Linked DNA regions of Homo sapiens: region 2 is linked to region 1. A link is a contact called in ENCODE Hi-C data. All regions are on one chromosome and are shown on one strand. The core of a region is the stretch at or near the end of the contact, and the rest is flanking DNA. Distances in the headings are between cores, read along the strand shown. Region 1 holds the start of EIF3B (eukaryotic translation initiation factor 3 subunit B). Region 2 holds the start of ZFAND2A-DT (ZFAND2A divergent transcript).

The links. Hi-C counts contacts between places; a loop is a spot of excess contacts on that map. Pooled maps may share reads with other maps.
Region 2: a loop to region 1 is called in a pooled map, with 14 times the contacts of the local background. The contact joins the promoter of ZFAND2A-DT here to the promoter of EIF3B in region 1. A Hi-C loop is called at or near these places in 7 of 50 pooled maps.

The regions. Positions count from the first base shown.
Region 1 is chr7:2,351,969-2,357,031 of GRCh38, reverse strand. EIF3B (eukaryotic translation initiation factor 3 subunit B) reads right to left here and starts at 2,205. Exons shown (of 19, transcript NM_001037283.2): 1 at 1,612-2,205. The coding sequence starts at 2,110. It also overlaps a transcript of SNX8 not described here. RefSeq lists silencers at 1,749-1,858, 1,909-1,998, 2,179-2,318 and enhancers at 3,119-3,188, 2,859-3,414.
Region 2 is chr7:1,157,700-1,162,762 of GRCh38, reverse strand. It overlaps ZFAND2A-DT (ZFAND2A divergent transcript), which reads right to left and starts at 2,389. Exons shown (of 3, transcript NR_110069.1): 1 at 2,140-2,389; 2 at 220-411. It overlaps ZFAND2A (zinc finger AN1-type containing 2A), which reads left to right and starts at 2,567. Exons shown (of 5, transcript NM_182491.4): 1 at 2,567-2,799; 2 at 4,506-4,605; 3 at 5,013-5,063. The coding sequence starts at 4,551. RefSeq lists enhancers at 1,411-1,923, 1,924-2,437, 2,438-2,950, 2,951-3,465 and silencers at 2,029-2,078, 2,089-2,628.

The sequences.
Region 1 (5,063 bases), core at 956-3,455:
GCAGGAGAGTCTGGTGGGCCAAGCAGTATAGACCCACTGGGAATTCTCAGCAGCCTACTCCACCTTCAGGGACAAGTTTCCTCAGGACTGAGGGGCGTAGACTAGATGTTCCCAAAGTCTTTAGTTTGTGGTGTCCTTCCTGCTTTTCATGCTAAAATGTCTTTTATGAAAAAAAAAAGTGTAATATAGTAATGGTCACAGTAACTGACAGCGTTTTTATTTTTTAATTTTTCACTTTTTGAGACAGGGTCTCACTCTGTCGCCCAGGCAGTGGTGGGATCTAGGCTCACTGCAACCTCCACCTCCTGGGTTAAAGTGATTCTCGTGCCTCAGCCTCCCAAGTACCTGAGACTACAGGTGTGCACCAGCACACCTGGCTGACTTGTATTTCTGATAACCTTTTTTTCTTTTTCTTTTTTTTTTTTTTTTGAGACGGAGTCTTGCTCTGTCGCCCAGGATGGAGTGCAGTGGCAGGATCTCGGCTCACTGCAAGCTCCGCCTCCCAGGTTCACACCATTCTCCTGCCTCAGCCTCCAGAGTAGCTGGGAAATCCAGGTGCCCGCCACCACGCCCGGCTAATTTTTTTTTATTTTTAGTAGAGACGGGGTTTCACCGTGTTAGCCAGGATGGTGACCTCGTGATCCACCCGTCTCGGCCTCCCAAAGTGCTGGGATTACAGGCGTGAGCCACCCAGCCCGGCCCTCTGATAGCCTTTTAAAAATACGTTTAAATCATAAATTGGCAACTCCATGTTATTCCCGAAATTGTCCTGGTGTATCGCTGGCTACATCAGCAAGGGTATTTTTATTTTTCTCACTCTAGTATCAACTTAGCCAATCTGCAGAGGCTGATGTGTTCCCAACTTAAAGGCTTAAGAGAGCTAAAAAACAAAAGAAAAACAAATGAGACCAGCTCTCATCAGAAGTAGCTTCAGGAAAAAATCTCTGAGACAGGAAGCAAAAATATGCCTGTAAATCCAATCAAGGTTGAGATGAAGGCAAAGCTGGCTGTTATCGGCAATATTAAAACCTGGAAAAATAACTCTCTTTATAGATTTAGCGCAAGAGATAAAGAAAAATCAAACTGGAATTTCACAGGGTGCCTGTCCCACTAAGGAAGTCTCTGGAGATGGACAATTCTGAGGGGCAGGAGGACAAAATCACCGGCTCTGCCACAAGCTGTTCCTCCGATCCAGACCTTGGGAGGTCTGACTGGTCAGCTCTGGGGACACGTAGACCCGCAAACCTGCCACCGGGTCTTCGGTTTTTGCCGTACCCCCAGCTGCTACACTCACAGCACACCCAGCCATAACGGAGTACCCCATGTGCCCTCTCCCACCCTCTCAGATTTCTGGTTGTCATGCAAATGCCTGGCTCCCGAAGTGAGCTCCACCCTGTCCCCTTTTTCAGGAAAGAAAAGGGGAGGCGCTGGGCTCTCAGAACACTTCCAGGGCACTCGGGAACCCCTCCCTCGGTGGCTTCTCAGGAACACACGGACACCCTCGCTGGAACTTCTGCACGAACCGGTGGCACAGCCCGACGATATCTCCCACCTCGGGAACCCCAGCCACGCTCCCGCGCCGCTCGCCAGCCCCGCCCCGGGCGCCCTCACCTTCCTCGCTCACGTCGTCCACGAAGTCCTCGGGGTCGCTGAAGGAGGGCTCGTCCGCGTCGCCGTTCTCCAGCGCCCGGGGTTCGGCCTCGGCCGCTCTGCCCTCGTTTCCTCCCGCGTCCTCGGACACCGCCTGGGCCCGGCTGTCGGAGCGCTCGTCCCGAGCCTGCTCTCCTGGGGCCTCGCCCTGTGCCGGGACAGGGGGCTCAGCATGCGACCCGGGCAGCTCCTCGGCGGCCGGCGGCGAGGGCGACTCGGACGGGCCGGAGGCCGCCTCTGCCTCGGCCGCCGGCTCGGTCCTCACCTCGGACTCCGGCCCGGCCTCCGCGATCCCCACCTCCTCACTGGAGGCCTCGGTCCCCGCGGCCTCCGGAGCGCCGGGCCCCGCGGGCCGCAGCAGCCCCTCGGCTGGCGGCGGCTCGGCGGCCGGCTGCTGCTGGCCGGGCTCGGCGCGCTCCTCGGCCGCCTCGGGCACCGCCACGTTCTCCGCGTCCTGCATGGGCCCAACGCTGCCTACTCGCAGGGCTCCGCGGCCGCCGCGCTTCCGACTCTCCCAGGCCGCACCGCGCGCCGCGACGGCTACAGCCCAGCCATGTGCGTGCGACGGGGAGGCCGCACCAAGGCCGCGGGGCGGGGGGCGCACCCACGCCCTGGGGCCTCACGAACGACCCTGAGAGGACTCGCATCCACAAGACCGCGCCCGAAAATCATCAAACTGATATATTTGTGACAAGAAAGTGCTTAATTCCATTCAGCAAGGTTGTTTCTGTGCATCAGTAAACTCATGGGAGCATTGACCACCCCATGTGTGGCAGCAGATGGTTCCGTCCAACATGGCGTCCTCCCCCTTTCCTTTCCCGTCGGACGCTGCGGGGCGGGACTGAACTATTTGTGGAGCTGAAGGCGGGGACAAGAAATGATTTTAGTACCCGGAATGCTAGGAAAATGTCCTCTAACTCAACAGTTAATACCCTGGAAGAGTGGAGACTCAACAGGCGATTGCTCAGGGCGTCTGAGCCTTTCGCTAGGGAAACCGTTTAGTTTACGTTACTAAAGTCCCCCCTGTCCGTGTCTGTCACTTGGACTCGCCTACTGACTGAGCAAAAGGACAGACTACTTCAAAATAGAAAAGGAATTCGGGGCGAGCCAGAGAGGGCCCACACGACTAGAAGGACGACTGCCTGGCGCGATACAAAAATGTATGGAAGTTTCTTTAATCGCTTACCCCCAGTCCTTCCCTAGCGGCCGTCACTGCCTGTTTCCCCCCATTCGGGCTTTCACAGTGGTTCAGTCCATCCGAGGCCGCCGCCTTCAGCGCGGGACAGCGCGGGTCACGTGGGGGCGGGGGCGGGTCCTCGCCGCGTGGAGCTCGAGGCTGACTCCGGAGGGACCGGAGCGGTTCGCTCTGCGCGGGTGCTCACGGGACGGGCATTGGGTGCATGTGGCTTCTATCTTGTTTTTTGCCGGAGTGGAGGACAACCACTGGTTGGGGGATGTCTTAATCATCCTAGAAAACAACCCAGTGGATCACGCCTGTTATCCCAGCACTTTGGGAGGCTGAGGTGGGAAGATCGCTTGAGCTTAGGAGTTGGAGACCAGCCTTGCCAACATAGCACCACCACCCCCCGCACGCCAGCCCTCATCTCTACGAAAATTAAATAAATAAATAAAACAGGTGGTACCCAGAGGCTGGGGTGGAGAGTGGGGAGTGTTTATCGGGGACGGACCTTCAATTTGGGAGGATGAGAACGTTTTGGAGATGACGGTGGTGATGGTACAACATGGTGAATGTACTTGATGCCACTGAACTGTATACTAAACTTCATATTAAAATGGCTAGGCCCTGCGCGGTGGCTCACACCTCTCTTCCCAGTACTTTGGGAGGCCAAGACAGGAGGATCACTTGAGCCCAAGAGTTCAAGACCAGTCAGGGCAACATAGCGAGACCCTGTCTTCGAAAAAATAAAATAAAATGCCAAAAAGGTAAATTTTATGTATATTTCATCCTATAGTTTTTTTGTTTTGTTTGTTTTCAGAGATAGGGTCTCGCTCTGTTGCCCAGGCTAGAGTGCGGTGGCATAATCACAGCGCCGCTGCAATCGGGACCTTCCAGCCTCAAGAGAATCCTCCCACCTCAGCCTCCCAAAGTGCCAGGATTACAAGCGTGAACCACCGCGCAGGGCCTAGCCATTTTAATATGCAATTTAGTGTACAGTTCAGTGACATTAAGTACATTGCCAAGTACTTGGGACTGAAGGTATGTGCCACCGTGCCCAGCTAATTTCTTTATTTGTAGATAGCATCTCACTGTGTTGCCCAGGCTGGTCTCAAACTCCTGGCCTCAAGCAGTCTTCCTCCCTCAGCTTCCCAAAGTGCCGGGACTATAGGCATGAGCCACCACACCCATCCCATCCTAACGGTGTTTAAAAGAGCGAAAAAGAAGCAGAGTCTTCCCATGCCTAGTACCAGGTTTGACTACTCCTCATCATGCTGTCAGTGGTGTATCTTTGGGCAGGTCACTTAATGCCTCCACCTCAGTTTCCGCATCTGTACAATAAGGGATGACAATTTTTTTTTTTTTTATTTAGACGGAGTGTTGCTCTGTCGCCTAGGCTGGAGTGCAGTGGCACGATCTCGGCTCACTGCAAGCTCCACCTCCCGGGTTCACGCCATTCTCTTGCCTCAGCCTCCCAAGTAGCTGGGAATACAGGTGCCCGCCACCACGCCTGGCTGATTTTTTTTGTATTTTTTTAGTAGAGACGAGGTTTCACCGTATTAGCCAGGATGGTCTCGATCTCCTGACCTTGTGATCCGCCTGCCTCGGCCTCCCAAAGTGCTGGGATTACAGGTGTGAGCCAATACGCCTGGGAGTATGTTTTTTCTACATATGCATGCTTACAATAGGGCACAGTAAGAGATTAACAGCAATAACTAATAGAACAATTATAACAATATATTGTCATAAAAGTTATGTGGATGTGGTGTCTGGTGGTGTGTCTGTGTCTCTCTCTGTCAAATTTTCTTCATTATGTAATATTTTCCAACCTAATTGACCATAAGTAACTGAAACAGTGCAATGTGAAACTGGGGGTCGGGGGGGCTACTGTGTTTGGAAGCAGTCTTCCCAGATGTAATCAAGATGAAGTCAAAGTGGACGAGAGTGGACCCTAAATCAGTGATTGATGTCCTTATTAGAAGAAGGAAATTATGGCCGGGCATGGTGGCTCACACCTGTAATCCCAGCACTTTGGGAGGCCAAGGTGGGCGGATGCATTACATGAGGTCAGGAGTTCGAGACCAGCCTGAACAACATGGTGAAACCCCATCTCTACTAAAAATACAAAAATTAGCCAGGCATGGTGGCACATGCCTGTAATCTCAGCTACTCAGGAGGCTGAGGCGGGAGAATCACTTGTACCCTGGAGGCAGAGGGCGTAGTGAGCGGAGATTGC
Region 2 (5,063 bases), core at 1,140-3,639, 1.2 Mb after region 1:
TACAAAACAATTAGCTGTGCGTGGTGGTGTGTACCTGTAATCCTACTTGGGAGGCTGAGGTGGGAGAATCACTTGAACCTGCAAGGCGGAGGTTGCAATGAGCCGAGACCGAGTCATTGCACTCCAGCCTGGGCAACAAGAATGAAACTCTGTCTCAGAAAAAAAAAAAAAAAGAAAAAGAAAAAAAAAGAAAATGTGGGTAAAACAGGGTTAACGAACCAGTCCAAGGAGAGCGATGTGGCCAAGGAGGAGGTCCTGCACTGATCCAGACATCTTGAAAGGTGGGAGTCCGGGCCTGGGCAGAGCCTTCAAGGGGAGATGTTGTGTGATTGGGAGGGACAGCAAGATGGAGCCAGTCACCACCGCCGTGCAGCTGGTGAGGTCCTGCTCTTTTCACAGCCCTTGAGTTCTCTGGTGAAAACCGAGAGTAAAGACTGTACAATAAGCCGGGCACAGTGGCTCATGTTCTGTAATCCCAGCGCTTTGGGAAGCTGAGGCAGAGGGATCACCTGAGGTCAGGAGTTCAAGACCAGCCTGGGCTACATAGCAAAACCCCGTATCTACAAAAAATACAAAAATTAGCCAGGCATGATGGCGCATGCCTGTAGCTCCCGCTACTCAGGAGCCTGAGGAAGAAGGATGGCTTGAGCCTGGGAGGTGGAGGCTGCAGTGAGCTGTGATCATCCCAGTGCCCTTCAGCCTGAGCCACAGAGGAAGACACTGTCTAAAGAAAAACAACAAGCTGGGCGCAGTGGCTCACGCCTGTAATGCCAGTACTTTGGGAGGCCGAGGCAGGCAGATCACCTGAGGTTGGGAGTTTGAGACCAGCCTGACCAATATGGAGAAACCCCCGTCTCTACTAAAAATACAAAATTAGCCGGGCCTGGTGGTGCATGCCTGTAATCCCAGCTACTTGGGAGACTGAGGCAGGAGAATCGCTTGAACCCAGGAGGTGGTGGTTCCGGTGAGCCGAGATCACACCACTGCACTCCAGCCTGGGCAACAAGAGTGAAACTCCATCTCAAAACAACAAACAAAAAACAAAACAAGAAAAAGCATGCCTGGTTGTGTCTGTCCTTACCTGATTGGGCATGGTCTCTATTGATTAGGCGACCATCTGGTCTGGTTGGCACGACGCTTTTTGGGTTTGAGGAAGGGTCTGCTCTGCTGCCCAGGCTCTAGTGCAGGGCGCATTCACAGCTGACTTATGCCTCCACCTCCCAAGAGGCTGGGACTGCAGGTGCATGCCACCATGCTGCGTTCATTTCTTATTTTTGTAGAGACAGGGTTTCGTCATGTTCACCAGGCTGGTCTTGAACTCCTGTCAGGCCTCTGAGCCCAAGCTAAGCCATCATATCCCCAGTGACCTGCATGTATACATCCAGATGGCCTGAAGCAACTGAAGATCCACAAAAGAAGTGAAAACAGCCTTAACTGATGACATTCCACCCTTGTAATTTGTTTCTGCCCCATCCTAACTGATCAATGTACTTTGTAATCTCCTCTACCCTTAAGAAGGTTCTTTGTAATTCTCCCCACCCTTGAGAATGTACCTTATGAGATCCACCACCTGCCTGCAAAACATTGCTCCTAACTCCACCGTCTATCCCAAAACCTGTAAGAACTAATGATAATCCCATCGCCCTTTGCTGACTCTCTTTTCCGACTCAGCCGGGCTGCACCCGGGTGAAATAAACAGCCTTGTTGCTCACACAAAGCCTGTTTGGTGGTCTCTTCACACAGACATGTGAGACACTAACCTCAGGCCATCCTCCCACCTCGGCCTCCCAAAGTGCCGGGATTACAGGCCTGAGCCACCGTGCACCGTCCGGCTAATATTTTATTTCTGCAGAGATGGGGTCTCGCTATGTTGCCCAGGCTGGTCTCCATGTCCTGGGCCCACGCCCTCCTCCTGCCCAGCTGGGCGGGGTCTTACCCAGGCGGAGCCCCTTACGTGCAGGGCGTTCTGTGCAGTGACCGCGGCCCTGGGCAGAGCCAACCCCACGCGGCCACATAACCGTCCAGGGGGCGGGGGGCAGCGCGGTGAAATGGAAAAGGATTTAACTGGGGGATCTAGGTGCTGGGGACACTGACATTTTCGGTATTATTCTTGAAGCTTTTCCCTAAGTTTGAAATTACCTAAAAACACGTTGTTTTGAGATGGAGGCCTCCTGGGGCCCGCAGGATGCGCGGCCGCGGGCGGGTGCCCGGGGCGGGAGGCGCCGGATGGGTCGCTAGGCCTCCTCCCTCAGGCCGGCCTCGCGCTCCTACCCCGCAGGACCCCGGCCGCAGCCCTGAGTCAGCTTCCCCGCTCCTCGCCCGCCCGGCTGCGCCTGCGCGGAGCCGCCTCACTGTGACCCAGCAAGCGCGCCGCCTGCGAGAAGCGACCGGACACTTCGAGAAGGGAAGTGGAGAAGCGAGGAGTGGGCGGGCCTGCGGGGCGCGGCGGGGCGGGATTGGCCGGATGGCTGGTGTCGTCTTCGGTGTGCGCCGGCGCCACTGGGCCGCGGCCTGGCGGGATTGGCCGGTCTGCGGGTGACGTTGTCGGGGCGCGCCCGGAAACCCCAAGGCCCAGACGGCTCTCAGATCCGGGGGCTGCGGATAAATCCCCGTAGGCCGCGGGCAGCGAGATGTTGCGTTCCGGTGTGGGTGTGGGTGTGCCTCCGACGGCGTCTCGGTGCCAGTGTCGAGGTTCTTTCTGCTTAGCTACCCGGAGCCGACTACGGAGGAGGACACCTGAGTTTACGTCTCTTCCATCTGCTGCTCACCTCAGCTGCCTGGGTCCCCGACGAGAGCCAGGTACGGGGCCGGGATTGCGCAGACAGGGTCTGCCGGGGGTCGGGCCTGCCTTGAGGTCAGGTTGCTCGGGGGTTCGGCCTGTCTGCTAGGAGTGCGGCTGCTGAAAGTCCGGCTGCTTGCTGGAGGTCAGGCTGCTGGGGGTCCGGCCTGTCTGCTGGGGACCGGGCCTGCCGGGGTCTGGCTGCTGGGGGTCCGGCCTGTCTGCTGGGGACCGGGCCTGCCGGGGTCTGGCTGTTGGGGGTCCGGCTGTCTGCTGGGGACCGGGCCTGCCGGGGTCTGGCTGCTGGGGGTCCGGCCTGTCTGCTGGGGACCGGGCCTGCCGGGGTCTGGCTGCTGGGGGTCCGGCCTGTCTGCTGGGGACCGGGCCTGCCGGGGTCTGGCTGTTGGGGGTCCGGCCTGTCTGCTGGGGACCGGGCCTGCCGGGGTCTGGCTGTTGGGGGTCCGGCTGTCTGCTGGGGACCGGGCCTGCCGGGGTCTGGCTGCTGGGGGTCCGGCCTGTCTGCTGGGAGTCCGGCTGTCTGCTGGGGGCCGGGCCTGCCATCGGGGCCGTAGTACCGGGTCGCACGGGGTCGTTAACCCGCCAGCCGAGTGACAGCCACGTAGATGTGTGTTTTCTTGCTGCGGGCCCGGCCCGCCAGGGTAGGGTGTTGGTTTCCTAGGACGGGTGCTGTGCGTCCAGAACAAAATCATTTGGGGATTCACATCAAACTCTTGTGAATTCCTTGAACAAAACAATTTCGGAACGCCTGCTGTGTGTCGGGCACCGGGAGCTAATAGTAAAGCAGCGGATCTGTAGTTGGAAGCTGTGGGCGAAGGAGGGCTGGGAAAGGACTAATGGGCACCTTAAGTAGCGGGCGTGTAACATAGAGGGAACTGGGGAGGGTGGGAATGGCTTTAAACTGAGGCGGGAGGGGATAACTAGACGTTTGCCATGGGCGAGAGTGTTCCAGTCTTAGGCGACAGTCTAGGAGGCCTCCAGGAGTGGGGAGAGAGCTGATGGGAAGGTCAGGAAAAGGCCCCGGGAGGGGCTGGTGAGTACTAGATGACGGGACCTCGTGAGCCCCAGGAAAAGGCCCCGGGAGGGCTGGTGGGTACTAGATCATGGAGGGGACCTCGTGAGCCCCTTGATTCTCTCTCGAGTGCGGTAGTTTCACCAGCTGTCTGCCTGTTTTCCATAGTGACTTAACAGCTTGCGCTTCTCCCTGATCAACTCCAGGTTGATGTCATCGAGGAATAAGTTCACAGTAAGATTCAATGCCTAAGGGAGTTGAAGAGAGAGGCGAGGGACAGAGTTAAATCTTCTCTGGATAATGGAGTCAACTGATGTGATTTAGCACCTAGTAACAGAGTTTTGTTTATGTGAACAAGTATATTCCATGGATAAAATTGTGACTTAAAATTCACCAAAGTCGTAATCATCACTGGCAGCTGTGTGAATTAGCTCTCGCCCCCTCAGTGTGAGTTTAAATAGAAACCCGAGTTCAAGGAGTGCTTCATAGACTAGGAATTAAAAGGCCTGTGAAGGAGTCCGTGTCTCTTAATGGGGTTGACTACGAATGGCGGACACCTGGTATTTGTACTAAAACTCCATGGAATGCTCCCCACACAGTGCGTTTGTTGACTTTCATTAGCTGTAATTACATTGTAAATCCTGGTGACTGAAGGGCAGTCCAGCTTTCCTCCTAACTATTCTGATTCTCTTGTAGGTGACACTTAACTCCGCCATCTGCGTTTTGAGCACTGTTCTCATAATGGAGTTTCCTGATTTGGGGAAGCATTGTTCAGAAAAGACTTGCAAGCAGCTAGGTGAGTACTTTTAAGAGACTTAATAGAAAATGGTATTTTGTTGGGGGAAAGCTGGCTGTTCTGTTAATTAGCTGATAATTGTGTCTTGGCCTTCCTGGCTCCTCAGTATTGGGAACTGTGCTGGTGCAGGTTCTGTTTGACACTTAGCATCCACCAGAGGCTGGGTGCAGGAGTGCAGGCTGGCTAGCAGGGCCAGGTGGATCCAGGGGGCTGCTGGAATACTTGCGATGCCATAGGGGGTCTCTAGAAGACAGCCTGACCCTGGGATTGTTTTCACATGTGTGGCCCTCGAGGACCTGTCCATCTCATAGGCCTAAAACACTTAGTGTAGGTAAACACTTTGATAGTACTATCTGGAAGTATTTTGTTCCAGTCGTTAAAACACTTCCCTGTTTTTTGTTTTTTAGATTTTCTTCCAGTAAAATGTGATGCATGTAAACAAGATTTCTGTAAAGATC